Regions from separate parts of the Homo sapiens genome. Here region 1 is linked to region 2. The links are chromatin loops, found by intact Hi-C in ENCODE. Cell type or tissue: gastrocnemius medialis. All regions are shown on one strand. Links, peaks and the distances in the headings refer to the core of each region. The heading gives the core; the rest is flanking DNA.

Region 1 (16,006 bases), core at 3,619-11,618, 61 kb after region 2:
ATTTACCCTGATGTGATTATTATGCATTGTATGCCTGTATCAAAATATGTCATGTATCTTGTGAATATCTATACCTACTATGTACTCACAAAAATTTAAAATTTAAAATAAAACAAAAATTCCCAAAAAACTATCAAGCAAATTTTTCAAATAAAAATCTTTCTGATTTTGGGACAACAGTTTGCCATTCCACAAGAGGACAGTTGATAGTTATTTAGCTAATATTCACAGACTGGCTATTTTCTATTACAAATCAGAAAATTTGTATACTCTGTATCTGAAGGAGTTCTTGAATTAATTGAAGACTGTGGGTCTGAGAAAATGCAGTGTTTCTGTTTATTTCTGTGTTGCCAAAACAATTGTTCGATAGGGCTATGTGATTAATCTTATTTTTTTTAGCATTATGGAACATTAAAGCAAGGTATAAGATAACCAATCATTCTAAATCCCTCTTCTTTAATACAACTTTATTCTGTTAGACTTTTACAAACAACTCTTTTTATTTAGTTAGTTATTTGATGATAACCTATGAAAACCTATTTGCATTTTTGCCTAACGTTATGTATTTTATATATATAATATAATTTTCCTGATGACTATTATAGACTCCATATAATTTCCACCTGCTAAATATTAGCCATTCAGAGTGTGTTATCCTCCCTTCTCTTTTCAATTATTGTCAACACTGAATGAATATTTATGTTTGTACAATTGGTGATTCACTTTCCACATACAATTTATCCTAACGATTTTTTGATTTCATATTTCATCAGAGCTATAACACCATCTCTCTTCATTATTTTATACAACATTGTGAAAAAAATAATTAAATTATGACACTATGCCTTCTTAGCAATTAGAATTTAAATTTAGGTCCCTCATAAACTGACACGAAAAATCTATGTATGACATAGACTTTTGTTATTTATCTACCATTTTTGTCAATACATGAAGGGAAAATATACACAAAATAAATTGTTAACTTATTTCTTAAACTTCTGATTCAGAGTCTAAATCTTTGGAATTAGACTTCATCAGAATTGTCAACGTGTGGGACGTTTTCCAAAATATTGTCCTCTAAGCCAGCAAGAGCATCTGTGGTTTAGTATTACATAAAATAATACACCATTATTGTCTTTTTCATCCCAAGTAGCAAACCACTATGCTACAGGTTTTGATGTTGATAGGTTCTCAATCTTACCAAAAGCACCAAAACAGGCAAACAAGCCTCCTACCCTTCCCCTAATTATCCTTATTTTTTTAATGAAACAATAAGACATTGCAGTTGTTTAGCAATGCCACCACTAAAACAGTCAAAAAGTGATTCTTTCCCAGTGTACTTTTAACTACATTTACAAGTGTGCAGGCAATGAAACTCACAACATTTGCTTGGCTACCAATATTTTTAATAAACCATCAGTTATTAAGATGCATTTTTTTAATTTTTTTTATTTTTATTATTATTATACTTTAAGTTTTAGGGTACATGTACACAATGTGCAGGTTAGTTACATATGTATACATGTGCCATGCTGGTGTGCTGCACCCATTAACTCGTCATTTAGCATTAGGTGTATCTCCTAATGCTATCCCTCCCCCCTCCCCCTACCCCACAACAGTCCCCAGAGTGTGATGTTCCCCTTCCTGTGTCCATGTGTTCTCATTGTTCAATTCCCATCTATGAGTGAGAACATGCGCTGTTTGGTTCCTTGTCCTTGCCATAGTTTACTGAGAATGATGATTTCCAATTTCATCCATGTCCCTACAAAGGACATGAACTCATCATTTTTTATGGCTGCATAGTATTCCATGGTGTATATGTGCCACATTTTCTTAATCCAGTCTATCATTGTTAGACATTTGGGTTGGTTCCAAGTCTTTGCTATTGTGAATAGTGCCGCAGTAAACATACATGTGCATGTGTCTTTATAGCAGCATGATTTATAGTCCTTTGGGTATATACCCAGTAATGGGATGGCTGGGTCAAATGGTATTTGTAGTTCTAGATCCCTGAGGAATCGCCACACTGACTTCCACAATGGTTGAACTAGTTTACAGTCCCACCAACGGTGTAAAAGTGTTCCTATTTCTCCACATCCTCTCCAGCACCTGTTGTTTCCTGACTTTTTAATGATTGCCATTCTAACTGGTGTGAGTTGGTATCTCACTGTGGTTTTGATTTGCATTTCTCTGATGGCCAGTGATGATGAGCATTTTTTCATGTGTCTTTTGGCTGCATAAATGTCTTCTTTTGAGAAGTGTCTGTTCATATCCTTTGCCCACTTTTTGATGGGGTTGTTTTTTTCTTGTAAATTTGTTTGAGTTCATTGTAGATTCTGGATATTAGCCCTTTGACAGATGAGTAGGTTGCGAAAATTTTCTCCCATTTTGTAGGTTGCCTGTTCACTCTGATGGTAGTTTCTTTTGCTGTGCAGAAGCTCTTTAGTTTAATTAGATCCCATTTGTCAATTTTGGCTTTTGTTGCCATTGCTTTTGGTGTTTTAGACATGAAGTCCTTGCCCATGCCTATGTCCTGAATGGTAATGCCTAGGTTTGCTTCTAGGGTTTTTATGGTTTTAGGTCTAACATTTAAGTCTTTAATCCATCTTGAATTAATTTTTGTAGAAGGTGTAAGAAAGGGATCCAGTTTCAGCTTTCTACATATGGCTGGCCAGTTTTCCCAGCACCATTTATTAAATAGGGAATCCTTTCCCCATTGCTTGTTTTTGTCAGGTTTGTCAAAGATCAGATAGTTGTAGATATGTGGCATTATTTCTGAGGGCTCTGTTCTGTTCCATTGATCTATATCTCTGTTTTGGTACCAGTACCATGCTGTTTTGGTTACTGTAGCCTTGTAGTATAGTTTGAAGTCAGGTAGCGTGATGCCTCCAGCTTTGTTCTTTTGGCTTAGGATTGACTTGGCAATGCGGTCTCTTTTTTGGTTCCATATGAACTTTAAAGTAGTTTTTTCAAATTCTGTGAAGAAAGTCATTGGTAGCTTGATGGGGATGGCATTGAATCTATAAATTACCTTGGGCAGTATGGCCATTTTCACGATATTGATTCTTCCTACCCATGAGCATGGAATGTTCTTCCATTTGTTTGTATCCTCTTTTATTTCATTGAGCAGTGGTTTGTAGTTCTCCTTGAAGAGGTCCTTTACGTCCCATTAAGATGCATTTCTATTTTTTATAATGTATTAAAAATGTATGTTGTAGAATTGTTACAATAGGATGTTTTGCCATCTGTCCCCCTCCTGAAGCTCCTCATCAATAGTGCCCTATTCCACTTCTTGCATTCTGACCTAATGGCCCAGCTTTTCTCCAGCCCATTTTTTGGATTGCCAACAGAGTGATTTTTCCATAACACAAAATCTAAGCATGTCATTTTTATATTCAGTATCCCTGATTGCTTACAGGATATAGAACAAACCCCTTTACATCCCAGTGAGGCTTAATTGCCCCCTCATAGCTCATCTCTTTCAACTTCTGTCTTTGAGCTTCATTGTTCCAGCCATCCTGAACTCCTTGTAGGTTTTTGGGAGGCATCATACTATTCCACACTTCTCTGTTTTTACTCCACCATTCCCTCTACTGGTACTGGCCTCCTCACTGAGTAGCAAATGCTAACACCTACTTACCATTCAAGTAAGACAGTAATATCACACTCACTGATCCATAAGTATCTCCTCCCTATCCCCAGGTAACCCTCTTCCCTATCTCTGTAACCCTTAACTTCAGGATTTCTCAGTGGAAACAGATGGGGAATGAGGGGAGAAAGAGGAGGAGAAAATTATGTCTGTTTTCCCTCAAATGTGTTGCCAGCACATGTGTGGGTTGAAAGGTAAACACTTGTTACTGACAGGAGGATGTCCTACTTTTTGGTTGAACTGGAGCAGAAAAATGTCTGAGAACAATTGTTTTAAGTCTTCTGTCATATCCCCTATAAAACTGCATTTTGTTTGTTCACAGGGAATGTCTCCACTATAATACAAATTTTTTAAAAATCAATAAAATGATATTACTCATCTCTACTTTCCTAGAACTAGTTCTGGCATGTAGCAAGGATGAATGAAAAGTTGAGGTTCAGGTGAATAGGTCTTGACATTAGAGGGATGTGACATTAAGTAGTCCATGGTTCTGTTTTAAAATTTAGATTTTTGTCCCAGAAATGATGCCTGGAAAGAGCAAGATGGAAGCCTACGGACCTGGCAGAAGTCAGAGACCTCACACTAAAGAGGGTTAGTCAGCAAGAACTTAAGTCATAGGGAAGAAGATAAGAGCCTGAAATTTCCTAGGCCAGTAAGTATTTTTTATCCTCTATGAATCTATCTACTGCGGAAAATGAAAAAAATTACTTGCCTTAAAGCATCTTTGGGAGCACTGATGGAGATAATACAGATAAGTAGATTATGTATTACTGGTAGCAATTATTTGATCAGAGACTTGTGTAGACAGAAACAAAATTAAAGTTGATTGAATGTGTGCTGGCCCACCTGCTGCCCTGTGGTATTTACAATCATCCAAACTAAGGAACAGATTAATGAAAGAGCCTCTGGCAGACATGAACTTGTAGGTACCTATCTGCATAGAGAGTTAAAAGAATAGAAGGGCAGGTCGACAAAGTTCTGATCATACCCCCTATTGTATTTTTGGCTCTGTTAATTTCCTCTTCTGACTACGCTTTGTTCCAGACTTTCTTTCCTCTACTGATCCTTGGTTGGCACCTTAGCTCTGATGATGCCACATCCTGGTTGAGCTACTTCCTTGCCTTGCCCTTATCCACAATCCTAGTCCCAGTTATTTAATTTCACATCAGACAAGAGTCTCACAGATGACTCCACCAAGTTCATTTTTCTATGAACCCTAATATCTGAAAAACACTACTTTGATCCTCTCAAATATCTTTCTAAGCCCCATCTCAAAATGGAAATAAACTTCAAAGAATAAAGCTCCTCCTCAGTACTAATTGTTCCAGACTCTCACATCTTCTCTCCATTAACTCCTAGATACCTTAACTGTTGCTGTAAAGCAGAATGATTTTCTTTATTGGAAACAACACATAGTACTCTAAAGTAACCTGATGATCTCTTTGGAGGGAACCACATTAGAAACCAACATGCCATCTCACAGTAAGACCAGTATGGCTATAGTTCTTGTGTTGTCATGATCACTCATCCCTTGGTTGAACATAAGATGATGTAACTGGCTTAAGTTCAGAGATCATGGTTGCATGAAAAATATATAAAATTACCCTCAGCGGAACAACAATGTTCACGCTTGTGAGGCAAGGGAAAAATGAAACTTAAATAGGGCATAGAATATTAATGTCTTTCATCTCGCTCACTCTGGGCATGTATTAATAAAATACTGAACTAAGTGGCATGTTGAATTGCCCATCATTTTTAAATGTTTTCCTTTATTTCTCTCTGTGTCATATTTGCCCTCTCTTGCTTTCTCTCTAGTAAATTTGTATAGGAAGTGACTCCATTGAAGTAGGGAAGGAGTATGTCTGTTCTGCTGAGTGCCTGGAACACACTGGCTGTCAATAAACGATTTTTTAAAAGTTTTCACATAGTTTCACAAACATGCCAGCAATTTCAAGACAATATATCCATTCCAGAACCAATTATTTTCCCTGACATTTTTTAGCTGTTTCCTCGTCTCTGTTTTGTGTATTACCATCAATTTCACAAAGAGGTTTAAAATACTAAATAACAGCTAATCTGAGTTATAGAATTGAAGCAACCTAAAAAATGCTATATTCCAATATTTTTGTATTTTAAGGATGTGGAAAATGAGCTGCGAAGAAAATAAATGCTTGTGCAAGATACCCAGATTATTGGCAGCAAGCTAGACATAATCGGGGCTCCAGGCTTTCGCTGCAGTCCTGTCCTTTACCCCTCCTTTGCCTCTAGTATCCAAGAGATATCCAATCTTGTCCACTTTCCTTCATGTACACACTCACTGTCTCTCATCCTCACATCCTCTCTCATTTGCATCTTTATATTTGGATCACCATGTACATTTGTTGTGAATTTTATTGTGTTATGCCTGGAACTCTTTTTGTTGACTTTCTAATAACCACTTTCCCCATCTCCAGCTTATCCCAGTTTCAATTTATGTTGGACAAAATGGCTGCATCTATCTTCTGTAGGTATTTAGCCATGAAACGGACATGATTAAAATGATGTTTTAAGAAGACTAGTCTGGCAGTGCTTTTCATGATGGATTGGAGGACAAATAAAGGAGACAGAGAAGTGGTCTCAAAGATTGTTGAAATAATCCTGGATTCCTTAATGGGCTTCTTAATGAGAGTCTTGACTGAGGTAATTTCACCACTATTTTTCTCAATCCCTCCATGCCACTTCATGAACTCTGGTAAAAGTCCCAATTCAAACTGCCATAATATTTTAAAGATAAGATGGCCTCACTGTCAAGGAGAGGCTTTGTATTCTACTAAATTACTTTCTCTTTTCTTGTGCATTTGACCTATTAAAGCTCAATAATGCTCCTTAACACTTTAGGCAGGCTTTCTTTCAAACCTTTGTTCCTTTGAAACATGGTTTCAGAAGTGGTGACTACCTCATTATTCACCTTTACATTATTTTTTAAAGCTAATGCCATTTTTTAAAGTTTTCAAAGAGTGGGAGACGACATGAATGATACACTATCCTGATGAGAGAGGGAATTTCAAATTGTATTTCCAGTAATGAAAAATATTTTTCAGAGAAAAACAAATAACCAAATGGTCCTAGGTTTTTGGTATAATGAGTTGAGGAAGTAAAAAAGCCTAAATGCAGCTTTCAACAGTCTCCTGAAGGTTTTCTCAATGGTAGGCTTGGGAACAATGTCAGTGTCAGGGATTAACTTTTAACAACTCAATTACAATATGTACCTTCTAGGACTCATTTTCTTTACACATTGTTTGTCAAATAGAAAATACAGACTTTTCTAGAGCTTGCAATTACCTATACCAAAAACCTTACTCCCTCCATAATGTTCTGTGTACCTAAATTAGCCTCAGACATTATTACATGCTACAGAACAGAAAACAAAAAATGCAGCCCCAAAACTTTCTCATAATAATAGCATCCACTATTTTTTTGAAAAAAAATCCCTTTAATTAAAATTCATGCTATTTAGGGTCTCAATTTAGGGTGTTAGCTTTTAAACATCTAAGTCACACTTCTGTGGTTCAAAGCTGTAGTAAATATGAAATCGTGTGCATTAATGTTCCTTGATTTGAAGCTAATTTTTGTAGTAATCTCAGGAAAATCTCAGCAGCCATTTACACATAGTTTTTAAAAGTATGATCATTCATAATTAATGAAAGACCAACTTCTTAATAGCTTACTTTAAAGTCATTAAGTAGAATCAAATCTCCAACAGCAAAGAAACTACATTTCTTAAAGCTGAAACGCTTTATTCCTTTTAATCACACTATCCTTTAGAAGTATGCTGCATATATAAACCCTAAAATGTTTAATAATCCCTCTTCTATCACTAATGAAAATTAGCAGTACCTGACAGCAGAGACTACTAACACTATTAAGTGGTTGTCAGACTTTCACAGCCCACCCCTCTTATTATTAGACAATGTTTCTTGCATCCTCTTATATAGTTTCACAGTTCAAAGCTGACTGCAACGAAAAACATAACTCAGACTTTAGCTCAGACTAAAGACACATCTCACCGAGTAGTTTAGCTTTGATAGACAGTACCAAGAATGCCCTTTCAGGTCCTGCTCATTTTAAAGACTAGCGAAAGAAAAGAATAAAGAAAACTCCTGGGCTGTGTATCTCATCAGGAAGTAGCCTATTCACAGACAACTAGAGCCAAGCTCTGGTTGTTTGTTATTCCGTTGTTGTCTCATTATTTTAAAAGAAATTATGGAATTTTTAGGGTATAATTAAAATATAATTTTTAAAAAAGCAACAACTGTACATCAGGTACTGTTTTAATGAACTGCCAATTAGGGAATGGGTATTGGAGGGATTCCAATTGATCCACACAGGCAAGGATAAGATATAATAATTTGTAGTGTCAATTTTTAAAAGTTTCTCTGACCATCAATTTGCAATGTGTTATTTCTCTCCCTTGGTAGCTCCGTCTGTGCCTTTGCCTCCTTGGATATGTGATCTCAATGCCTTTGGCTGGTAAACTTCTGGTGCCATTGGATTAGAGAAAATTCCCTCACCTCTGAAAGTTTCCAGCAATACTACCTGTTAGGTTGGCAAGTTGCAAAATGTCTTCCCCAATCTACCTATCTGCTACAAAATAAGAAATCTTTCCCCTTTTGAACTGCTTGATATAGCTTTATCTATTTTTGGTTACATGCAATTCAGTGCTTTATGCTTACATGCACTTACACATCATCACACATCTCTTCAACAACTTGCGTCTTTAAGGTCAAGAATAAATGTATGTTCTCCATGTAAAAATAATTTGCCTGCAACCCATGAATGTACCCAGAGGGGTAATTTCCCAGGATTGTGCAAATGATTAGAAGCTTACAAAGTTAACAAGACTTAACTGCATGTTCCTAAGTAACTATCAATTAGTTGAGAACCCATTTCACCATGCTACCATTGCACTACATTTATTCCTTTTATAATACACATTAAAAATTGTGCTAAAGCTGTCTGCACATGTTTGACTTTCACTAGATTAAAAACCCTTCCAAAATAGGAACTATATAAAATATACTTTTCCTCTCTAGTATTTAGTATAGGATTTTACACATATTAAATACTTAATAAATAAGTAATGAAATTAATGAATGAAAGAATTCTTTTCATTTTTAAAAGTTTTAAAGTGGCAAATAATAATTATATATATTTATAGGGTATAACCTAATGCTTCAATATATGTAAACATTGTGGAATATTCATCTTTTAAAACACTTCTTACTAAAGCAAAAACAAGCATATAGACACACATTTGAAGGTCTTGAGTAATTAGAAATTAGAAGATTGTCCAAGTTTTCTTTTCTGCCTCGGGGTTTGAAGCAAAGGTTATTATTCTAACCGGTATGATTCTCTAAAAATTGAAAAACAAATAGATTCATTATGTCTCTAATCCAAAATGTTGTTCTTACTGTGCTTAGCATAGTGGCAGTTTGCCTCCTCAAGGCCATCAGGGTTTAAATAGAGAAAAAGTACTGTTTGTTCCTAATGGGTATGCCTTGCATTTTCAGGTGTACAGTTGCTGGAACTGAAATTGAGCTTTCCAAAACAGACACCCAACCAAAAGGTAATTTTAGCTGTCTGAAAGAGGACATATCCATCTATGTTTAGTTTAATGTGTAATCAACTCTGCTAGCGACTGTCAAACTAGTACTGTATTCTGGAAGCACTTTTTAAATCCAGTAGTTAAAACAAACAAACAGACATAGATCTAATTGAGGTTGAGGGAGAAGAAGGGAGAAAAACTATGTAGATTTGGGATATTTGGTTGTGCTGGCTGGAGAAGCAAAAGAAGACTTTGTTTATTCTTCCCAGATCCCACAAGGAGCACGGTATTGTGTACATATTTTTTTATTCTTCCCAGATCCCACAAGGAGCACGGTATTGTGTACATAATTTAACAGTCATTTTTCAATATACATTGATGTGGGAGCTGTTTCCAGTGACTGTATATGATTCTCTGGACTTAGATAAGAATCATCTGAACAGTAGAATGTAAGTAGAGTCACTTAAAATCAGGCATGTTTCTGAAAATAGTAACATAAAAATGATACAAACATCTACCTGAATTTTTCCTTTGGGCGCATGCCTGCTTGGTGTTTGTCCATAACACCTCTCCCATGGATCTCTCCTCAGCAGTTTGGCATGATGAAAGCTTAGCTACTTACCATTTTGTGATTATTTCACCTTGGGAAATGAGGTAAAGAGAACATGTCAAGTTTGTTTGTAAACTTCAAGCACTATGATAATGGAACAAAGGTAGCAATGTTGTACCAGTCAGCAAGTGCTGGTCCCAAAATATGTTAGTGTTCATAACTTGGTCACTTAGCCTCCTTGTGTAAGCTAAAGCATCTGAGCTACTGACAATTAGGACCCCATATAAAATAAATGGGTCGTGGGAGTGAATAAGCCAGCAAAACGGAATCTCCTGTTTCTTACCTTACAACCCAGGGACAATGTAAGAGGGAGGAGAAGACTTTGGCATCAATAATGATAGCATTGGAAGGGTTGAAAAATAACGCTGCATCCTGACCTCAGTCCTGCTCACAGGGTTGAGAGTTGTCATACAAGCTCATTTCCTTTGATTCTTCTGTAGACTAAGCAATGAATGTTAGATCTGCCAAATATGGATATCCCATGAAATCCCACTAGCACTGCACCTGACACTGTTCATATTGATGGGGAACACTGGGACAAAGGATGGAGCTTTGTTGGGGAGTGAACTTTTGGTGTTATTACTTCCACTTTGTACACCACAACCAGTGGTGCACTGGAGCTAGCCCACGGTTCTAGATGAAGAGCAAACTGTAGACATATTTCCCTAACTCCGCATTCAGAGATAATCACATTGATAGCTTGAAACTGGTCATAGTAGGATAACTTGATACTAGGAAAAAAGGCAAATGCTACCAAGTAGGACTTTTTTTTCCTACTTGAATAAAACCTACAAGTATTAAACATTTACCAGCACACAACTAATCATAACTCTTGCTAATATCCCAGTAAGGAACTCCTATAATTTGTCACTTCACTAATTGAATTTTCATTCCCCTTTATCTCTATCTTTGATTGCCATGGACCCTTAGCATCATTCTACATAACATTTATAGAAATATTTGAGTTCTTTAAAATCAGTATCTTTCTTAGAACTTCAGTTGAAAGGGAAGCCAGCATAGAAGTTCACATAAATAGCTGCGTAATTTACAGTGATGACTTCAATTCAGTGCTCCTTTGAAATGATTCCCTGGTCAAATTAATTTACTTCAGCATTCACTGAGTTTCTACTATGATACCTAGCCTACTAAGTGCTATAGAGTGCTGCCAGACAATTCTTCATGAATGCCCTGCATTTCTTTACGTCTTGCTAGTAGAGGCTCTGACTGCCTTTTGTAGCATCTACTCCTGTGGAATAGAGTACAGATTTGTTTGCTGATCAGTGTAATAAATATAATGTCTCCCCGTGAAGCAAAGTTTGGCTTGACTTGCTTAAGTCCACCGCGTGTCCTGCATCCACAAAGGCCCACCTCCAAGTCATCCTGTGGGAACTGGGACAAGGGAAACCATTGCAAACAAGAAGCCAATGCTGTCTGCTTTGCCATGAATAACAAAATCCTTTGTCTCTGACCTTTGTATCAGGATTATGGTATTTTCTGCCAGCATCCATGCAACTGTGGCAGACTAACTAGTCAGCTTTTAAGTAGGGTAAAATATCAGAAATTCATAGTTCTTAAAGTAGAGAACATAAAATAAGTTTATTCTTGACCTTAAAGAGACATATAAACATATAAAGAGACATGTGATGACGCATAAATGCATGGAATTATAAATAATTGAATTTCATATAACCAAAATATATAAAACTATATCCAATGGTTCAAAAAGGAAGAGATTTTTATAATAAATGCTTGAATCTCTCATCATGAAGTAATTTTGACATAGCATTGCATTTCAGTACAAAAATAAATATTTTGTGCCACACAATCCTCATTTATGACCATGCTTGTTATATGGGAACATTAATCATCTAATTAGTGACAAAGTAACTGATTTAGAGAGCTAATATAGAAATAACTCTAAATAACAAACAAGAAAAATTAACACTGGTTTTGTTAGACCATATATATATATATATATTAATGCAGTTAACTATATATATATATATTTTATATATAGTAAGTTTTCTTTGCATAATATAATAAATATTTATTTCATTTCTGGAACAACAACTATATGTCAGGTAGCATACGAGATTCTTCATGAGTATTCTTTGTAACTCTGACAATAACTTTTCAAGTAGGAATTATTTCTAACATATAGAGGAGGAAATTGTGTTTCACAGCAGTTAAATAATTTGTTCAAAGTTAATATAGTTAGAGAAAATTGATTCAAAAATATTCAGTAGTTATGAAACAGTGTCTTACACACACCTTAAATAAAATATGTTAACATCTACCAGATACTTTTTGCCTGTATTATCTCATTTTATCTTATTTATTTCAACCTAATAGATAAATTGACTATCCCAATTCTAAAGAAGTTGCACTAGTTTGTTGGATCATGTTGACATTAAAATCAAAATGTGTAATCGTTGTTTAGCCGATATTAAGAGGTAGAACCTTCTAGATATTTGTACACATAAAACATTTATATAAAATGTAGGCCTGGTGTGGTGGCTCACACCTGTAATCTCAGCACTTTGGGAGGCCAGGGTGGGCCGACTGTTTGAGCCCAGGAGTTCAAGACCAGCCTTGGCAATATGGCAAAATCCTGTCTCTACAAAAAAACACAGAAAGTTAGCTAGAGATGGTGGCCTGTGCCTGTAGTCCAGCTATTCAGGAGATTGAGGAGGGAGGATCATCTGAGCCTGGGTGTTCCAGTCTGCAGTGAGCCGTGATTGTGCAGCTGTACTCCAGCCCTGAGTGACAGAGTGAGACCCTGTCTCAAAAAAAAACAAAAAACCAAAAAGAAAACACTAAAATGTAAAGGGTCAGTTCAGGATACACTTCACTCTATGCCTGAATCCCTAGACCATTTGGGTTAGTTTATAACTGGAGTATAGAATCGTGGTTGCAAGTTGCTTATACTCTCCTCGCAAATATCAAATAAAGTTAATACAGAACTTCAAATACAAGAGCCCTTTTCCCTTCTTTGGGTTTCTAAGACATTTACCCCATCGTGCTTCCAGTTCTACTCTGAAATCCTCCCTCCTCAGGTGCTTAAATCTCCATATAGCTGAACATTCACAGTAGAGTGGGAGGAGGAGCAGAGGGCCTAAAAGACTAGTTTGTAGTACCCAAGAGAGACTTCCTTTCAGGACAGGAGCACTGAGCCATGATAAAGTCTAGGGCAAGGCAGTCAAAGTTTAGGTGACATGGTTTGTTAGCCATGGACTTGCTTTGCATAAAGGAGTTAATGTTTCTCTTTTGGAGACTTGCGTCACACAGAGGAAGGGTTCTTGCGTCATTTTGGCTTGCCTGTGTTGACAAATGGGATAAGCATAAATGTATTGGGGGCAAAATAATATATAAGTGAGAGAACTAAAAAGTTATTTTACCTCAAAAGTACTATAGTTTATGGCTATTTATTGTATGTGATACATAAGATTTTTAAAAACTCATCTTTTCAATGAGACTTATATAACCTTACCATTCTATTTAATACTGCTCCTTCCCTGCCAAAATTTACCCTGCCTCAGCACTTCCAATTCCCTTTATTCTGGTTTAGTTCTTATTTTCATAGTTCTTATGACCATCATACACACATCATACACATAATGTACTTAGGTTTATTTTATTATCTATCATTTCTACTTAGAATTCAGGCTCTGTGAGGGCAGGGGCCTTTATTACCAAATGCCTTGAATAACACCTAGCACATAGTAGCTGCTCAATAAATCCTACGGGAATGAATAAATGAGTAAACAACTTTGACATGTTCAATAATAATCATTTATGCAGCCCTTATTATTTGGCAGGTACTGTTATAGCTACATACGCACATTAATTCACTGAATCATGCTATGGTTTGGCTATTGGACCCCTCAAAATCTCATGGTGAAACGTAATCTCCAGTGTTGGAGGTGGGGCCTTGTGGGAGGTGTTAGTATCACAGGGCGGGGGTCATCCCTCATGAATGCACCATCCCCTTGGTGATAAGTGAGTTCTTGCTCTGAGTTCATGTGAGCTGGTTGTTTAAGAGTATGTGGCACCTCTTTCCTCTTTCTATCTTTTTCCTGCTCTCACCATGTGTCATGCTGGCTCCCCATCACCTTCTACTGTGATTGTAAACTTCCCAAAGCCCTCACCAGAAGCTGAGCAAGTGTTGGTGCCATGCTTCTTGTACAGCTTTCAGAATTGTAAGCCAATTAAACCTCTTTCTTTAAAATAATTTTCCAGTTTAAGTATTCTTTTATACTAAAAATAGCCTGAGACAAAGCCATACAATAAATCTTATGAAATGGAACTACTATTATGCTTATTTTCTACATTAGCATACTAAAACACAGAGATGTTAAGTATTTTGTTCCAAAATCACACAACTGACACATATAAAGCTTACATTTGAACCCAACCAGTCTGGTTTCAGAGTGCTTCTCTTGATCACTACAGTAGTGAATGATATTCATGACAGGCATTGAGTCATTTTAAGAAAAGACATATATTGTGTTCTGAATATTGTTTAAGAAGTCAGAGATGTACAAATTTTTAGAAAAATATCTAATCAAAATTATCTCCAAATTATCCCCATTATATGTATCTTTAATGGGTACTTCAGTTATCTGGATAATTAACGTAGATGAATTATTCCATTCCCTCAAAAACTTAATTGTAAAATGCCAGTAGGCTTATTTCTACTTTCACAGTTTCTTCTCCTCCTCTCCCTCCCCTAAGTTCAACATTGGGCAGCTATGTGTGGTGAGGGCCTCATGCTCCTCCTGCTCATGGCAGAACATGAAAAAGGAGTGCAAAGAGATCACATGACAACTGAGGACATGAGAGAAAGAAAATAAGAAAATTATAATATTTTTAACAACCAGCTTTTTTCTGAAACTAATCCATTCTCAGGAAAGCAAGAACTCCCTCACCTTGAGGGAGAGCATTAATCTATTTATGATGGCAAACACCCCTCACCGGATCCCACCTCCCAACACTGCCACATCAGGAATCAAATTTCAACATGAGTTTTGTTCGGAACAACCAACATTCAAATCCTTGTAATTATCATCATCATCATCATCATCACCATCATCATCATCATCATCATCAATAAAGTGCCACTGCTACCTTACCTTGGTACAATGCATTGCATGAGGATGCTTCCTCTCTGCTACTGTGAGATCCAAACTTTTATTTAGGGCCCACGGTATTTTTGCTACTTAGGGTACCTTGGGTTTTATCTTCCATTAGGAATGGGTTATATTTTAACAACCTCAGCACAGTGCTTTCTTTTGGCGATCTAAACACAAGCCAAAGTTATAGACATCTGACATTCATGAATTGTGTTCTTGCCAGAGCAATTTCATAAGCCAAGAGCTGTTGACGTACAGTTTCACTTCGCTATAATTTTCTAGACTAAGATTGCTTGACCACACTGAGTTGACTCTTTACATTCACTCTTAGTATATCTATTAGAAGTGCGATGAGGCTCCCATTTTCACAATGTACTTGCTGACTAGTGCCACAAATATCTTTAATACAATTTACTGTCTGGTTTAGATAGAGCTATATCCTTCAGATATTTCCTTCACCTGATCCTAGTTTACTGCCCAGCTGTGAGGATGATCTGTTTTGTCTAAGGAAGCAGAAGCAAGGTGATAGAATCCTTATATAGTATGTGCATTGATTAATGGTTCATTCTGTAATAACCATTAGCCATTTAAAAGTCAAAACAAAACAATTAATATTCCGGTTGTCAACCATTTTCTTTAAGAAATGCTAAGTCTCCCTGAACTACTTCAAGAAGGTGGAGCTGATTTCAGAATAATTCCAATGGGAAAAAATCTCCAAACCTTTTCTGTTATCAAAACTTTTATTTTTATAAATTATCACTTGACTTGATTGGAGGATGAGGGATAGGAACCTTAAGAAGATCAGTTAAGCAGGCGATAATGGGTTGTAAGTGACTAGTGCAAAGAGAAGGGAGAGAAACTGTTACAGGACAAAAAGAAAAACAAAAATAATCATCTATAAATATTTTTAGGAAGGTAATTTCTGAGTTTTTGTGATGTGCATAACATCAGGAATAACAATTTCTTTATAGGATTAAATATTTACTACAAATCCACAATCTCTTATGCATTAATACTATAAAATTACTGAT
Region 2 (16,006 bases), core at 4,092-12,091:
TCAATATGTATTAGACATGATGGAATAATAGAACTAGCTTAGAAAAAGACCTGTCTAGTTCAAATTCCATTGGAGCCACTCACTAGCAATACGACTTCGGGAAAGTTGCTCAGTTGCACTGAGCCTCTGCGCCCAATCGATAAAACTGAAGTAATGATAATTACTTTTAAGGGGATTAAATATTACATACACACACACACACACACACACACACACATATATATATACACACATATATATCACATAGAAATGTTCTAGGCACTTAGATTTTTAATTACAGGTAACTGCTTGTAACTAATTACATTATTCAAATGTATAAATATATTCCACCCTTAACAGCAAAGGACATGTCAACATAGATATATAAAATATAATACATTCTAATTTCCTAATTATAAAACCCAGGAGATTGATTAAATAATGTATATATACTGATACAATAAAATCATAATCAATTATTAAACATTTAGGTTTAGCAATATCTTTTACAATGTGGAAATTTTTACAATGGATCACTGAGACAAAAAAACTTATAATGTAGGGATTATAATGATTCTAATACTTAAATTTTATATTCTTTTGTATATATATTTATGTCTCTGTGTGTGTATATATATGATTGGATATATACATCGTTTTATGTGGATTTGTATATATACCCATATTGTTGAAGGTATGTATATAATTGATAGTGACAGGAGGCAGCCAGATGCCTAGGCAGATAGGGTTGTGTAGCAGGTGAAACCCCTCCTCAAAGCTGAATACAGTTTAAAGCCTGAAAGCCTAGTTGCAAGTTAAATCCTTGGACTGGATTCAGAACTTGTCTTCCTGTTTGATGTGCTATCCTCTGACTGATCCCCACCCTTCATCTATTTTATACATACCTGCCCTTTCCTAATTGGTTTTCTACGTTTTCATGTCCACCTTTGAGTGAGGTCTTCACTTTAACCTTTTTTGCATACTCACAAACCAGTCAGCATGCACACACCATCCTGTGCCTATAAAGACCCCAGATTCAGTCAGTAGAGGAGAGACGGCCTGACCTTGAGGGAGAGACAATGAGACTCCAGCAAAGATGACCTGAACTTCCTGTCCCCTCTCTAGCTCCCCTCTCCGCTGAGAGCTGTTTTCATCACTCAATAGAATTCTCCACCTTCACCATCCTTCAATTGTCCACATGACCTCATTCTTCTTGGACACCAGACAAGAGCTTGGGACCCACTGAGTGCAGGTAGGAAGAAAAGGCTGTCACACTGGCCCCTTGCACTTGTCAGCAGAGGGCACCCACCCCACATGATGAGGCAAGGGGCCAACTGAGCTGCTAACACACCACCATCCATGGACAACAAAAGTAAAGAAGCACTGTAACACCCCCTCTGGGGTTTTGGGGTCGTGGGCACCCTCACCTGGGCAGTGCCATGTTCCCCTTGAAGTGACACACCTGGTCTGGCCACAGGTCCCACATGGGGCTTACTCCTATACTCAGAGCAGCTGGCTATATCCCACGCTCACTTGCTCACTCCTGCAAGAGGTTGAGCGCAGTGGGACAAGTAGAGAGGGCGCCCCTTCTACAAGTCTGGCGAAGGGGCTGAGAAATATCCCACATCATAATTACACATATATACATATTGAATTGATGATATATATGTATGTGTATATGTATGTATACATGTGTTCATATATTTATGATTCTGTATATATAACTACATACATGATCAGAACTAGAGATAGCAAAATTTTTTACAGTAGTTACCTAAAAATCACTCATATGATGGAGATGTAGTTCAGAATACTGGTTAAGATTAAGGGCTCAAGCAACATTATTCATAATACCTAAAAGTAGAGTCAATTCAAACCTCTACCAACTGGAGAAGAGACAAAATGTAGTGTACCCATACAATGGAATAGTATTCATTATTAAAAAGAAACCACCTGCTGAGACATACCCCACATGAATGAAACTCAAAAACATTAGGCTACATGAACAAATCCAGATGCACACTTAAAATGAATAAATTGTATCATATGTATATTATACCACAGTAAAACTTAACAAGAAAAAAAATAAAAATGAGAGTTCACTTTTGGTTCCACCACTTGTTGACTATTGTACTACTTAATCTCTTTGCCTTGGTTTTGTCTTCTGTTTAATGGTGATAATAATAATGATACCTACCTCATAATACTGTTGTAAGAATTAAATGGATTAATGTGTACATGTGTATCACTTAGTATAGCACTTTGGAGTGTATAGATACATAAGCAATACTTGTAAGTATCTCTGGAATGAATGCATGCATTCTTTTCAACTTCGTATTTGACTGAGAGTTGGTGGTTTTAATTTCTCCCACTGTTGCATTCTGTAAATTACCAGAAAACTATAACAGCAGTTAAGGAATAGAAGAGCTGAAAGGCAAATGACCAGCACACCACATGCCAAACCCATAAAGAAAATGCCATGAAAAAATACATACAACTACATATTTAGCTTTAAGTATATCTTTGGTTCTCTCTCTCAGTCCTTTCAGTATTTCTTTGTCCTTTTCTGAAAGATCTTAGCATTTGTGTCTTGATAATAAATCTTAAACACAAAGCATTTTTCTGGAGTGTATGATCCAACTTTCTTATTTCAGAAAAGGAAACCTCTGTATAAAGACTAATAAACATTTTGCACTAGTAACAATGAGTGAATTGGAAAGAAAATTGTGGATATAAAAGTTTTGGAAAAATAATAGCACTTTATAAACTATTATAATTGTTTTTAATGCTTATATAGTCAGTCTGTATAAGTATATGGATAGTTTAAAGACTTTTAAAAATATTGAGTGTTGGCCGGGCATGGTGGCTTATTCCTGTAATCCCAGCACTTTGGGAGGCTGAGGCAGGCGGATCACTTGAGGTCAGGAGTTTGAGAACAGCCTGGCCAACATGGCAAATCCTCATCTCTACTAAACATACAAAAATTTCCCGAGCATCGTGGCACATGCCTGTAATCTCAGTTACTCAGGAGCCTGAGGCAGGAAAATCGCTTGAGCCTGGGAGGCAGAGGTTCCCATGAGCAGAGATTGCGCCATTGTGCTCTAGCCTGGGCGACAGAGTGAGACTCTGTCACAATTTTTTTAAAAAGTATATATATATATATGTGTATATATATATATGTATGTATGTATGTGTATATATGTATATATGTATGTATACATATGTTTATATATGTATATATGTATGTATACATATGTTTATATATGTATATATGTATATGTATGTATATACATACATATATGTTTATATATGTATACTTGTATGTATACATATATATGGAGAGAGAGCAAGAGAGAGAGAGAGAGACAATGGGTTTTTCAGAAATATGGAACTCTCCTCTATCAATTTCCGTCTGCAATGAGCACAATTCTTATTGTGATAGCTGTATCCAGTTCATTACTTGACTCACTGAATGTTATTGTCAATATTTTAATAGAAAGTTATTATTTAGTATTAGTATTTGCCTTTAAAAAGTTTGATATATTGTTATCAAAGTAGATACATGTATCTACTTTGAATTGTGACAAATATGGGATCGTATTGTACATATCATTTACCCCTTTAACTTAACACATTGGGTACATCCTGACACATCATTCTTTTTAATAAGTATATTGTATTTCATTATATTACTGTGTCCTAATTTATTTAACTATTCCCCTATATACAGTAGATAGACATTTAAGTAGTTTCCATTTATCTACTGTTGGAAGCAATACTACACAGAACCACAGAACCCCTTGTATATGTATATGTTTATAAACTTGTGAAAATATGTTAGTCAAATTATTAAAAGTAGCTTTGCTAGATTTAAAGGTGTGCATATTATATGCATATCTGTATACACACACATTACTAAAATGTTATCCAGAAACACGTATGTGCTTACCCTTCTATCTGCTTCTCTGTACTCTCATTAACACTAAGAATTTTTACTGTTTAATATTTGCTGATGAGATCATTGAAAACCTATCTTTTTATATTATATTGACTTTTAGGGAGCACATCCATCCTACAGTAAACAAAATACAGGCATAAATATTCATGCAATACTTTTCTATTTCCTTACCAGCCTATCTGAACAGAAAAACATTCTAATGAAAAGCTTCACATTCCCACATCTAAAAGACCTCTAGGGAGATAATAAATATTTCTTGCCAGAGAAAAAGAGTTAAACAAAATCAATAGCCAGAGTTTATTTTTGGCAAGAAAACAGGATCAGTCAGCATTCATTTCTGTAGACACCTGGCATCCTTTCTCTTAGCTATTCCCCCACCTTCCTTGCTAGAAAAGAAGAGCTGCCATCTTTCAAGAAACTTTGAGGCAATGATGGAAATGCCAGTAACAAGTTGTGGTTCCATCAGCTTCCCAAACAGACTTTATCTGAACACCAAACTTGAATCGGGAGAGGCAATCACAAAAGTAAACACTGTCAACTAACATCCCTCTCATCCCAAACATGAGCAATACAACAGCACAGTACAGGCTTATACAAAGAAGATTGTACTAATCACCAAGGAACTGCTGGAGAAATGTTAGGAAATCTCACATTCCAATTAACTTTTCCACTTAAGTCTAAGCTTCAACCAATTATCTCAAACGGAGCAAATGTTCTTAAGAATTCACAAATAGTAATGTTGGTTATTCCTCAGTCCTCTCTGGGCTCTTTTGCTAGATGTGAAAAATGCAAAGAGATGGAATTTTTGAAAATGCCAAGTCACTGCACAAATACCACAAAACACTTGGCAACACCTGTCATATTTTGGCACTGGTACTCATCTGTCTGCAGTATTGCCCTTTATCATTAAAATGCAAACTTAAGTGCCATAAGAACTAAAGTTGAATAAATATGTTTATGAACATCTGAATGAAAAATTTACCAGACACCTGTTTGAATGTATTTAATATTTCCAAAAGTTTGTGTAATAAAACATAAAACAACCCAATTTGATCAAACATAAGCATAGCTTATATTTTAAAAAGTATAACAAATACTGTGCTCTAGGTGATAAAGAGGTAAGACTGATGGTTCACATAGAAATCATTCTGATGAAAGCGATTACTTTAGGTTGAACCATATAATATTTCCATTTTTATAGGTCAAAAGGGTCAAATGTCAAGAATTTCACATGGCTCGATTGTGTAATGACCAGTTCTGCATGATGAAGAAGGATGTGTCCTAACTGAAAATCCAGTATGTGCTTTGCAAGTATAAGAAAGATATTACATTTAAAAAAAATAACTAGTGCATTCACAAAACCTAGTCTGATTATTAAAGATACTGAAGAGATCAGTGTCGGGGAGATGGAGAGAAGAACGGCATTGTACAGCTTAACGACAAAGTTGAGGAAGCCCTGGGATCATCAAGATATACTAAATTTGATTCATTTGAGAACAGCATTGATCCTAGAGAGGATCATTTAGACATTAGTGAATGCTTTTCCAGAAATTCAGCCATTCCTCAGGGAACTTCCCAATTCCTCTCTCGCCAGATAGGGGATTAATTTTGTCTACTCAAAGAAATCTAAAGCTTTCAAGCTCACATGAGAATATTAACCTGACATGTGACTCTAAAGTAGGGAGCAGTAAAGAAACTTCTGGCTGTTAAGAATTTTCTTGGAGTTCTAAAATCACAAGATCCATACTCATAAGGAGTGGCTGATAAAGAAAAAGGGTAAGATTTCTAAAAAGTGGTGAAAAGAGAGTTGGGTGCCAATATTTAAAAAGGCACAGCAAAAACTAGGCAAAATAGTCAGAGGTCTCAGGTCAGGATGGAGTGGCCAAAGATGGTAAGGAAAGTTAGGTCGGTAGAGAGCATTGACATAAGAGTTATTTTTGAGTTGCATGCCACGCTGATCCCTTTTCCATAAACAGAAAGTTATCTAAGGGGATTGTTTCTCTCTGACTGTGCACCGGCTACTACTTGTACTTAAAGGACTCTAACTGTAGAGTAGCCTCCAAAATCTGAGATCGCCTGGAGTGCCAGTTCATCAATTTATCAGCTACTTAATTTCCCCCAACTGTATCATTTTTTTCTACAACATTACTCTCATATTATGAAATAGATTGGGTTCAAATCATTTGGTTTCATCTCAATCCTTGTGATTGAACATGCAATTGAAAAATACAACTGAATTATTTGTTTTAATTCATCCTTGGAACAAAGCAAGGAACAAATAATTGCTTAAAATTAAATATTTATTAAAGCATGTCTTAAACCATTTTAAATATGGCCCTTGTAGCAGCAATATTAAAAAGATAAAGTTAATGTCTCCTTTTTGATGAAATTTTCCCAGCACATATACTTAATTATCTGCCAATTAGTAGAGTTCTATAAAGTAATAAACCTATGAATGCCAGAGGGCGCCTTAGGCATCATCTTGCAGTGAAAAGTCATGCCAAATGTTCCCCCAGAGTTAGTGGTAGGTTTCCATCTTGTTCTTTCTTAACCTTATACATTGTTCTGTAAGGACAGGGTGAAAAAAGATGATATGGATCTAATCATAATAAAAGCTCAAGAGGTTACTTCCTACTTCTTATTTTAGTGCTTTAACTAAGTCAAAAGAAGTGCTATCCATTTTATTGTCCCTCCCAGTCCAATTCTAGTCAAAATCAGCTTCAAAGTTTACTGGGTAGAAACATAACTGAAAGAAAATAACAAACATATAATGAAGACTAAAGGCATTCTTAACATTTCATCAGGCAGGAAAACATTGTGGAGATGCTGATAAAAATGTCAACATCTGAGTTCATATCATAATGTTTGAGTATCGTGCACAGAAAAGAAAGGCATGTCTTTGGAATTATTTGGAAGAAAATGTCATTGAAAACAAAGGAGAAATAAGAGTGAAGCAATAGTGCAAATAAATTTTTTAAATTAACAGTAAAAGTTTATAGAAGATGCTTTCATTGGTAAAAAAATCAATTATAGAAATTATCTTTTGAAAATAATTATTAAACATATTTTTATGCTTACTTTATACCCAAAATTATTTTAGGAGGTTGTCCTTAAGTAGCTCAAAACTTAGGTGAGGAAAATTACAGTAACATATATAAAGTACATAAAAATTTGGAAGGACTGTATCAAAAATGGTCTCAAATGTCGTAAGACTAATGGGGAAAAATGTTAAAGGCAAGTAGTAGATATGCCTGAGATAGCACATTCTTTTAATTTTGAGTAATGACTTTTTATATAGAACTCAATGAGTAACGTATAAAAAATTCACAACAGTATTACATCCTAACTAGCCCATTAAGGAACTTGGGGTTCTGGCTATACTATCTACAATTTCACAAAAGTCTGAGACATTTTTCTCAGCCATAAATGTAAGGATGTAAATGCACATGATACTGTATTTTAGATTTTAGATGTGTTGAACACTGTAAACCATTAATGCCAGACCACAAAGGATGGTGGTGGTCAGGATCACTGATATTACTGTGTGGTCATAATCATCATAGTAGAAGCAGCAATTTTATATCATCTTGAATTTGTGGGGTGTAATTAGTGGAATACTGACTCTGCTAACACAGTGAATGAGTTATTTTTTGTCAGAGTTTTTTCTTCAACTGTTTATTGGGGTATAACTAAAATACAATTAGCTGCATACATTTGAAATGTACAATATTTTTAGGTCTTGGCATATGCATTCACCTATATAATCATCACCATGATTAACATAATTAAAGTTGTATTTCAAAAGTTTCTCCAAAAGTTCCTTTGAGATTCTTTGTAATCAGTTCCTCTCATCCTTTCCTTTCCTTACTCCCCAGGAAAACACTGATCTGATTTCTTACACTGGAAATTAGTCTGCATTTTGCATTTTCTATAATTTTATATAGATGAAATTATACTGTAAGAATTCCTGTCTGAATTCTGTCACTTACCATAATTATTTTGAGACTTACCCAAGATATTGTGTATACCTACAGCTCATTCCTTTTCACTATTAACTAGTATTTCAGTCTCTGGATTTACCACGACTTATATCTATTCACCTATTGATATCTATTCACCTATTGATGAAGACTTGGGGTTGTTTTCAGTTTTAAGTTATTATAAAAAAGCAGCTATGAATATCTGTATACAAGTCTTTGTATGGACACATATTTTCTTTTCAATAAAGGAATGAATTCTTTTCCCAAGTGGTTTACCATTTTATATTCCCACCAACAACAGAATTCCAGTTCTATGAGAATTCTCACCAACACTTAGTGACAACAGGATAAAGGTATAGAGGAGACAACTAGAAGTGTATTATTATAACTTTCTCATATTGTATGTGAAGTAGTATTAATATTATATTACTGGTAGGCTGTTATAACTTAAAGATATATACATAATAAACTCTAAAGCAATAACTAGAATAACAAAATAATGAGATATAAATAACCCAACAAACTATATCATATACAATTATAAAAAATATTCAAGTGGTTCAAAAAAGGGCAGAAAAAAATAATACTAGGGGACAAAGAACATACTATTATACTAAGTATGATGTGATTTTCACATAGTTTTAATTTGAATTTCCCTAATAACTAATGCTATTGGGCATATTTTCATGTGTTTATTTGCTATCAACACAAATCTCCTGTGAGTACTTCAAAATGATAGATAATTCTGTTCTTGTTGGGCAAAGTGTTCTAAGTAGCCTACCTACGAGTAGTATAACTATTTGTGTCTTTATTTAAAGTGTATTTCTTACAGGCAGGATATGCTTGCATGTTGCTTTTTTATTCAATCTGACAATCTCTGCCTTTTATTCGGGGCATTTAGATGTTTTTTATGCAATGTGATCATTGGCATATTTAAGTTTTAGTCTATCATCTTGCTATTTGCTTTCTGTTTTCCCCCATTTGTTTATTTTACCCCCTTTATAGGATTTATCATTTTTGATATTAAAATTTGTCTACTTAGGCCGCGCGTGGTGGCTCACACCTATAATCCCAGCACTTTGGGAGGCCGAGGCAGGCGGATCACAAGGTCAGGAGATTGAGACCATCCTGGCTAACATGGTGAAACCCTGTCTCTACTAAAAATACAAAAATTAGCTGGGCGTGGTGGCGGGCGCCTGTAGTCCCAGCTACTCGGGAGGCTGAGGCAGGAGAATGGGGTGAACCCAGGAGGCGGAGCTTGCATTGAGCCGAGATCGCGCCACTGCACCCCAGCCTGGGCGACAGAGCGAGACTCCGTCTCAAAAAAAAAAAAAAAAAAAAAAGTCTACTTTATTAGCTTTTTAACCATAACATTTTTTGTTTTCTCTTTTTAGTGGTTGCTTTAGAGTTTATAGTACACACCTTTAAGTGGATATTTATGTGATAATAGAAGATACAGGCATGAGTTGTGTTTCTTCCATTTTGCTTGTTGGGATGGATTATTTAGCAAAAATCTATTGGTCTCCCAAAGGTTTCTCATTTGTAAAATGATAACAACAATCATAATGACAATGATTAGTTGTGAAGTATTATACATATGATAGGATTTGAGATACAGTAAATGACCACACAAATATCCATGCCTATAATTATAATGATATTTGCAATGATTTGGGTTTTGTTTTAGATATTTCTTCCTTGCCATTAATATTTCTTCAACACATTGCTTACCTATTTAAAACTTCTTTTGCCCAGCTTTCAAATATTACCTTGCTTTAAACATCTTTTATTTGGAGTCAAATATCTATCCTATTGTCAAGTCAAGTTGGCAGCACCAGGCAGAACTGACCACTTCTCCCCTACCTCCCTAGGACTGGCTCCCCCTGTTGACGATGTTAGCCTCAGCATCATCTCCACTCCAATTGTAATGAAAGCTCTGGGGCAAAAAAAATCATGTGTCTTACATATTTACCTCAGTGTCTGTAACACTGTGGAGAGTACCTCACACTTAAATACATGTTCAACGAATTATTTATCTACAGAGTGTTGGGGCGGATACTAACCAAAAAAATGCTCAGAAAGCTGAATTTTACACCATATGGATCTGAGTCAACAGGGATCTGCAGACTCCCAGTTTGGCCAGGGACAGTACTAGCGTGTTGATCTTTTTCTGCTTTCAAAATAGGTGGTCTACACAAGGGGTACATCCAAGAAGTGAGGGAATGAACCAAGTAGAGATAGATTGGCATTTTAGTTTTCGGATCTTGAAAATGCTGCTAGATCAGTTGGTTGTAGTGTAATACTACACTCAGGGGAAATTGCTTCAACCCACAAATGAGTGACTAGCATGCCCCATTAAGACTTCCCTGGTCTCCATTCCACACATGAAACATACAAGTGATAGTTTTAAGATGTTCCAATCATTGATAGACCAATAACCCAGGACTTGTATGGTGCTTTGTAAAGATGAACTGAGCTAATTATTGAAAAACCCAAATAGGTTTCCAGCAGCAAACTGAGTGCTAGAGTTGGGAAACACATGGCCAAGGCTATGATATACCATGGGGAAGTGAAAAACAAGAAAATCTATTGAGTAGTGATCAAGAATCAGATCAGTGTGCAGAGAAGCGAGGAAAGGGAAAAGCGGGGAAAGGAGGGAGATAGGGACACAGTGAAAGGAGTGTGTGTGCAAATGGAAAGATGGAAAAACAGATATAGGTGAATAAACTCTCAGAGAAGAAGAGAGGAATAAACAAGCATAATCATTTCTGCCCTTGGGACAATTTGTTTGGCTTTTCCTGGTTTCTGCAAGGACTTTCTGTTCTCATATATTAAAATTTGTCCTCACCTAATCCGTTTTCCATGTACTAGTTTAATTGTAGAGGGTTCTCTTTCCTCTGACTGAGACAGATTCCTGCAGAACAGTCCTTTTTACCCACAAAGATTGCTGTTTGTACCCCCAACTGCTCCCTAAAGATCTGGGAGATTTTATTTAAGTTCTGTTTGGTTCTCAATTTAAAACTAAGTCAAGTTCATAGCACCTTGCACCCCTGCCTATGGAATATTACAGTGATAGCTCTAAACATGCATCTTGATTTGATATTTTCTAGTTTACTGACTGTGAATTAATTCTCTTTGGTGACCCTAAGTTTATATTTTATGACATTCAATTTAGATCTCTCCATAACTCCTTCCGCTATTTATTATAAAACCCTTAGATTCTAGTGAGAAGCAGTGATAATGTAAATTCTGTTCTGTTGGCTTCGCTGTATGTGGATAGGTAATGGCTCAATCTCATTTAGCAAGCGAACAGTAGAATTGGTTATTATTATTTTCCTGCTGCTAGACATAATCACAATGTAGGCAATGATTAGAAAAAAAAGAGAAATAAATAAATAAATAAATTCTAATCCCATAAAGTGTGACTAAACTCCTTGCTTTAGAAACTGTGGAACCATCTTCTGTGACAAATGACTTGCTGATGTTGGTACCATCACTGTAAAATGGCTCAGACAACTGAGGAAATACTCCCTTCCCACATAGCCTAGGAAAAGACTGCTGGTAATCTAGGCAATAAATCAGATGCATGATTATGTTCAGGCTGTCATTTTAAAATATTAGTCTGCTGTGCTATCAAAATATTTTAAATATGGTATTAAATAAATTATCTTTTATAGAGCTTAGTTTATGCTTAACTGATACTCAGCCCCGGCTGAGCAGCACATGGCACGGTGGAGAGCCATGGGCCTGAGGCACTCTGCGCACCACATCTGGGTAGCTAGGAATTGAACGTGGCTGCCATATACTTCAAAAGGTCCAAAACAATCATGCTTCTAAACTACAGCATTATGAGTTTAGTGTTACTGTCTGTCAAGATGGGGAATAACTTTTAGCACATTTCCCATGGCGAAACTGAGATTCAAAGAGGTTAAGGATTGGTCCAGAAACATGTTAGACCCAGAATAGTACTGGTATTCAGGTTTATAATCTTGTTGGCCAGAGAGCTTTTTGTATAACGTGGAATCACTCTTTAAGTCAATACTTTCCATGGTACTTAACTACAGTGCTTTACATATAACGGTCACTCAGGAAATTAGGTGGAATTAAATGGATACTCCAAGAAGTAAGTGGAGCTGATTGTCCAGTCGGTTACATACGTAGAATACTTAACTACCATTCCCATGCCTATTCAATGCTACTATAAATGAGGACACATTTGCACTCCTATCACAGGCATTTTGTTGACTAGACTTTCATTAACTTAATTCTTTACTCCAATGGTTAATATCTATTAAAAACAGATTAAGTAACACATATCTACTATCAGCTTTATGACCTACCTCAACTCTTGCAGGGAGTCAGCATGAAATTTGTTTTTATTTCAGAAGTTTGCAAAAAGGAGGCACCAAGGCCTCAACTATAGAGTCCTCAGAGAACAGCATCAACATATGAAGAAAATGTCATCTCCTAACTCTCAAATTTCTTATTCAAACTGGCAGACCATACTGGCATTTTCTCTCTATAACTCACTGAGAGAGACTTACTTGTTTTCCTCCTGAGGGAATGGTTTATGATAAGCATAAGACATTTCATTAACAGTAGCAAAGGAAAGTGAAATTGAAGGTCATAATTAATTATGAAATGATCAACTATACAATTCAGTATCAAAGAGCAAAGATAACCAGCACCTTAGATTTATATGACACTTTATCATTTTCAAAGTGCTTTCATATGTGTTATCTTAATTAATCTTCACGTGATATTTTAGGAATTAAACATTTGTTTACAACCCCTTGTAACTCAGATTTCTGTAAGGGCTTAATTGGTTATGCCTCTGTTCTCTCCAAATGCTGTCCAGAGTGCCCCATTCTGAAATCACACAACATCTATAGTATTTTAAAGATTATAAATTCAAACTCTTTGTTTTAAAGTAAGATAAATAAAATTAAAATTGAAATTATTTAGCATTAAAATCTCTAGAGGGCATTAAAGTGCAATTAATGGGGGGATAATTAAGGCCAAATCCCAAAGTTGAAAAATTATTTCAACTACCTTTTCATTTTACCAGTTTTGTGATTGCTTGCCTTGTTTAGGTCTGCAGCAATTTTTCAAGTGAAGAGTTTGGATGTAGGGGGAAAAAAAATCACACTTCCCAATTTCTGCTTGTATCTTATTTGTGGCTTCACAACAGGGCACTACTTTGTAGTGTCGAATGTACTACAACCCATCTGAGCTTTGATTTTCTCATCAGTGAAGTGAGCAAGTTGGACAAAACTATCTCTCAGATCCATTTCCCAGTCTCAGTTCTCTGATTCTTATTTTAGTAGAATTTTTTTTTTCTTTTTACAGCAACCTATTCATTGGTTCTCCCTTGGCCTCACTATTCAAGTTGGAACTTTTTTGGCATGGGACTATTACTGTCATATTTAGTGTAAAGACCTGAAGCTCAGCACAAAGATATAATCATGTTATTAATGCTAATAATAATACAGCTATCATTTTTAACACTTAACAAGTTCTATGAAATTCATATATAGTATCTACCTCAAAAAACACAACAATTCTGTGAGGTATGTATTATTATCCCTATTTTTCATATTAGACAAGCTAAAGCTCAGAAGTTAAAGTCACACTATTAATAAAACATCTTATTTTCAGAATGTCAGTATATATTTTTCCACCCCAGTTCACAGGGCAGAACTGTCAGGGGAGGGGAAGGTATGGATGAGTTCATCTGTGATGTGTATACATTTTTCAACGTCTGAACATAAATTCACTGTGAACTCATTTCTTTCTGCAAAAGAGAACCGTTTATAAAGAAAAGGTAACTCTGCAATTCTCATGCCATTTTTATGATAAATGAAAACATGCACTGGTAGCTTCAAAATAGTATTTCTGGAGCCAGTGATATAGAACCTGTATAATAAGAATAAAATCTCAGAATTCAGGAAACTGATGACAGAAAGAACTAATGTTAAAAAAGTTGGCATTTAAAAAGGAGACAAATAGAAAAGAATTACAAGTGTAGCTTCACTTAAAGTTAATAAATATTTTATCAGTAAAGTGGAAAATATTTTGAAATATTATGTACTTATATATAGTTCATGCATGGCCAGGTACAGTGTTAAATTTGAATTTCTTCTTTGAAATGATGTTTAAAAAATACATATATTGTTACTGCCAGTACAGATAGAGCCTCCTATCAAAAGGAAACCAGGCACACAACATGGAAAATTATATGAAAACTGCCAATAATAATACAGATAATTCATAGTTTAATGGTCCATTCCGGTGTGTACTTCTGTGTACTTTCCCCATGAACTATGATGCATTTTAGCCAGTCTGGTGGGAACAAGCACTAGCCCTGGTCTGGATGAGCACTGCGAATTGTCACATCAAGTACTTGGGTGGTCCTAGGTAGTTTTATCACATGCATCATTATTTGGCTGCACTTATCATTACTCAGTTGATTTCTCAAGGAGGACCCTTTGAAGGATTAAAATAATACAATAAATATTTCTATTTTATTTTACTGATTACAACTGGATCAATATTTCTAGAAATTTTATTCTCTTTGACATGCCCTATGTTGGCTCTCATACTGTTTTATTTTGTTTTTGGCTTATCAATCAAATTCAGGTTTCCAGACTTTCTATTCTAGTCAAGAGGGATTAACAGGGACCAGAGATACCCTCCCACATAAAAAAATCAAGCAGTGAGCAAAATATATCAAAGAGTGGTTTTCAATATAATGGAGATATGTCAGTGATGAACAGTGATCCCTGAGAGAGAGAAAAACAAAGAAAGAAAGAAAGTGAGCCCTATGATTACTTCAGCTTATTGCCTTGAGGGAGTTTTCCAATCATTGTGCAAGGAATAGAAACCAAGGTAGATAGTTTGCTGCACGTTGTGCACATGTACTCTAAAACTTAAAGTATAATAATAATAAAATAAAATAAAAAATTAAAAAAAAAAAGAAACCAAGGTAGAGTCCATTAGACTCTTTGAGTTGAAAGACAGAATTGAAAGTTGGGGAAGACCAAGGCAGCTAGAGGTCACAGGGCATAATATCAAAAATAAAAGAGCTGAACAGAAGGAAGATTTCAACAATCTGCACAGGGGTCCCCTTGAGAAATGAGTTGAGTAATGATAAGTGCATGCACATAAAGAAACTGCCCAAGGCCAGATTAAGATTTAAAAGTTTGATGCAATAGTGCCCAACACACAGCCAGTCCTAGAAATCATACTAATTTCTACTGGGCAGAAGACAAAACCTCCTAATTCATGAGTTAGTAGGAAGAGTATGCTGAAGAGTCTTGCCTTCATTATATGGGGAATAATTAGCCTGAAATTGAGCACTATTTCATTCCCATTTAACACATTTGAAAAGCAAGATCCAAAGCACAAAAATATTTCCATGTAACTTAAGTATGTCCAGAACTAAGCTCAATAATACCTATAGGATGCTACGATATCCAGCAAGCAACAAAGTAACATTTGCAATGTCTGCAATTCAAGCTAAAATTACCAGGCAAGCAAAGTAGCAGAAAAATGTAATGCATAATGAGGAGAAAAATCCATCAATCAAAAGTGACCAAGATTGGACATAGATGTTAGAATTGGTAGGGAAGGACATCAAAACAGTTATCATAAATACTGCATGTTTTCAAAAATTTAAGTTGAGGCATGGAAGATGCAAAGACCCAGTTAGGATTTCCTAGGATGGAAAAGAAAATGCCTAATATGAAAATTACAGTGGCTTAGATTTTAGCAGGTTAGACATTACAGAAGCAAAGCTTAGTGAATTTAAACACACACAATGGAAGCAATCCAAAGTGAAATACAGAAGAAAAAAATAAGAAAAAAAAAATTAAGTAAAGTTGGGGGGTGGGGCGCAAGTGGAGGGAGAGCATTAGGACAAATACCTAATGCATGCTGGGCTTAAAACCTAGATGATGGGTTGATAGGTGCAGCAAACCACCATGGAACATGTATACCTATGTAACAAACCTGCACTTTCTGCACATGTATCCCAGAACTTAAAGTAAAATTTAAAAAAAAAGAAAGAAAGAAAAGTCCTCAGAGTGTC

The links. Hi-C counts contacts between places; a loop is a spot of excess contacts. Peaks named below come from ENCODE experiments on the same cell type or tissue, not always from the same donor. Only the 100,000 strongest peaks of a DNase experiment are listed, where the experiment ranks them.
Region 1: it touches region 2 in a loop (2.1-fold over the local background); 3 of 110 quality-filtered maps call a loop at or near these places.

Annotation. Positions count from the first base shown.
Region 1 is chr15:54,206,053-54,222,058 of GRCh38, reverse strand. All of the region lies in intron 4 of UNC13C (unc-13 homolog C), which reads right to left. Among named protein-coding and RNA genes, the nearest start is that of UNC13C, 240 kb to the right of the region's middle. In gastrocnemius medialis, for the core only: no CTCF peak of the experiment used is centred there; no DNase peak of the experiment used is centred there; H3K4me3 peaks cover 1,432 bases; H3K27ac peaks cover 3,329 bases.
Region 2 is chr15:54,267,922-54,283,927 of GRCh38, reverse strand. All of the region lies in intron 10 of UNC13C (unc-13 homolog C), which reads right to left. Among named protein-coding and RNA genes, the nearest start is that of UNC13C, 300 kb to the right of the region's middle. In gastrocnemius medialis, for the core only: no CTCF peak of the experiment used is centred there; no DNase peak of the experiment used is centred there.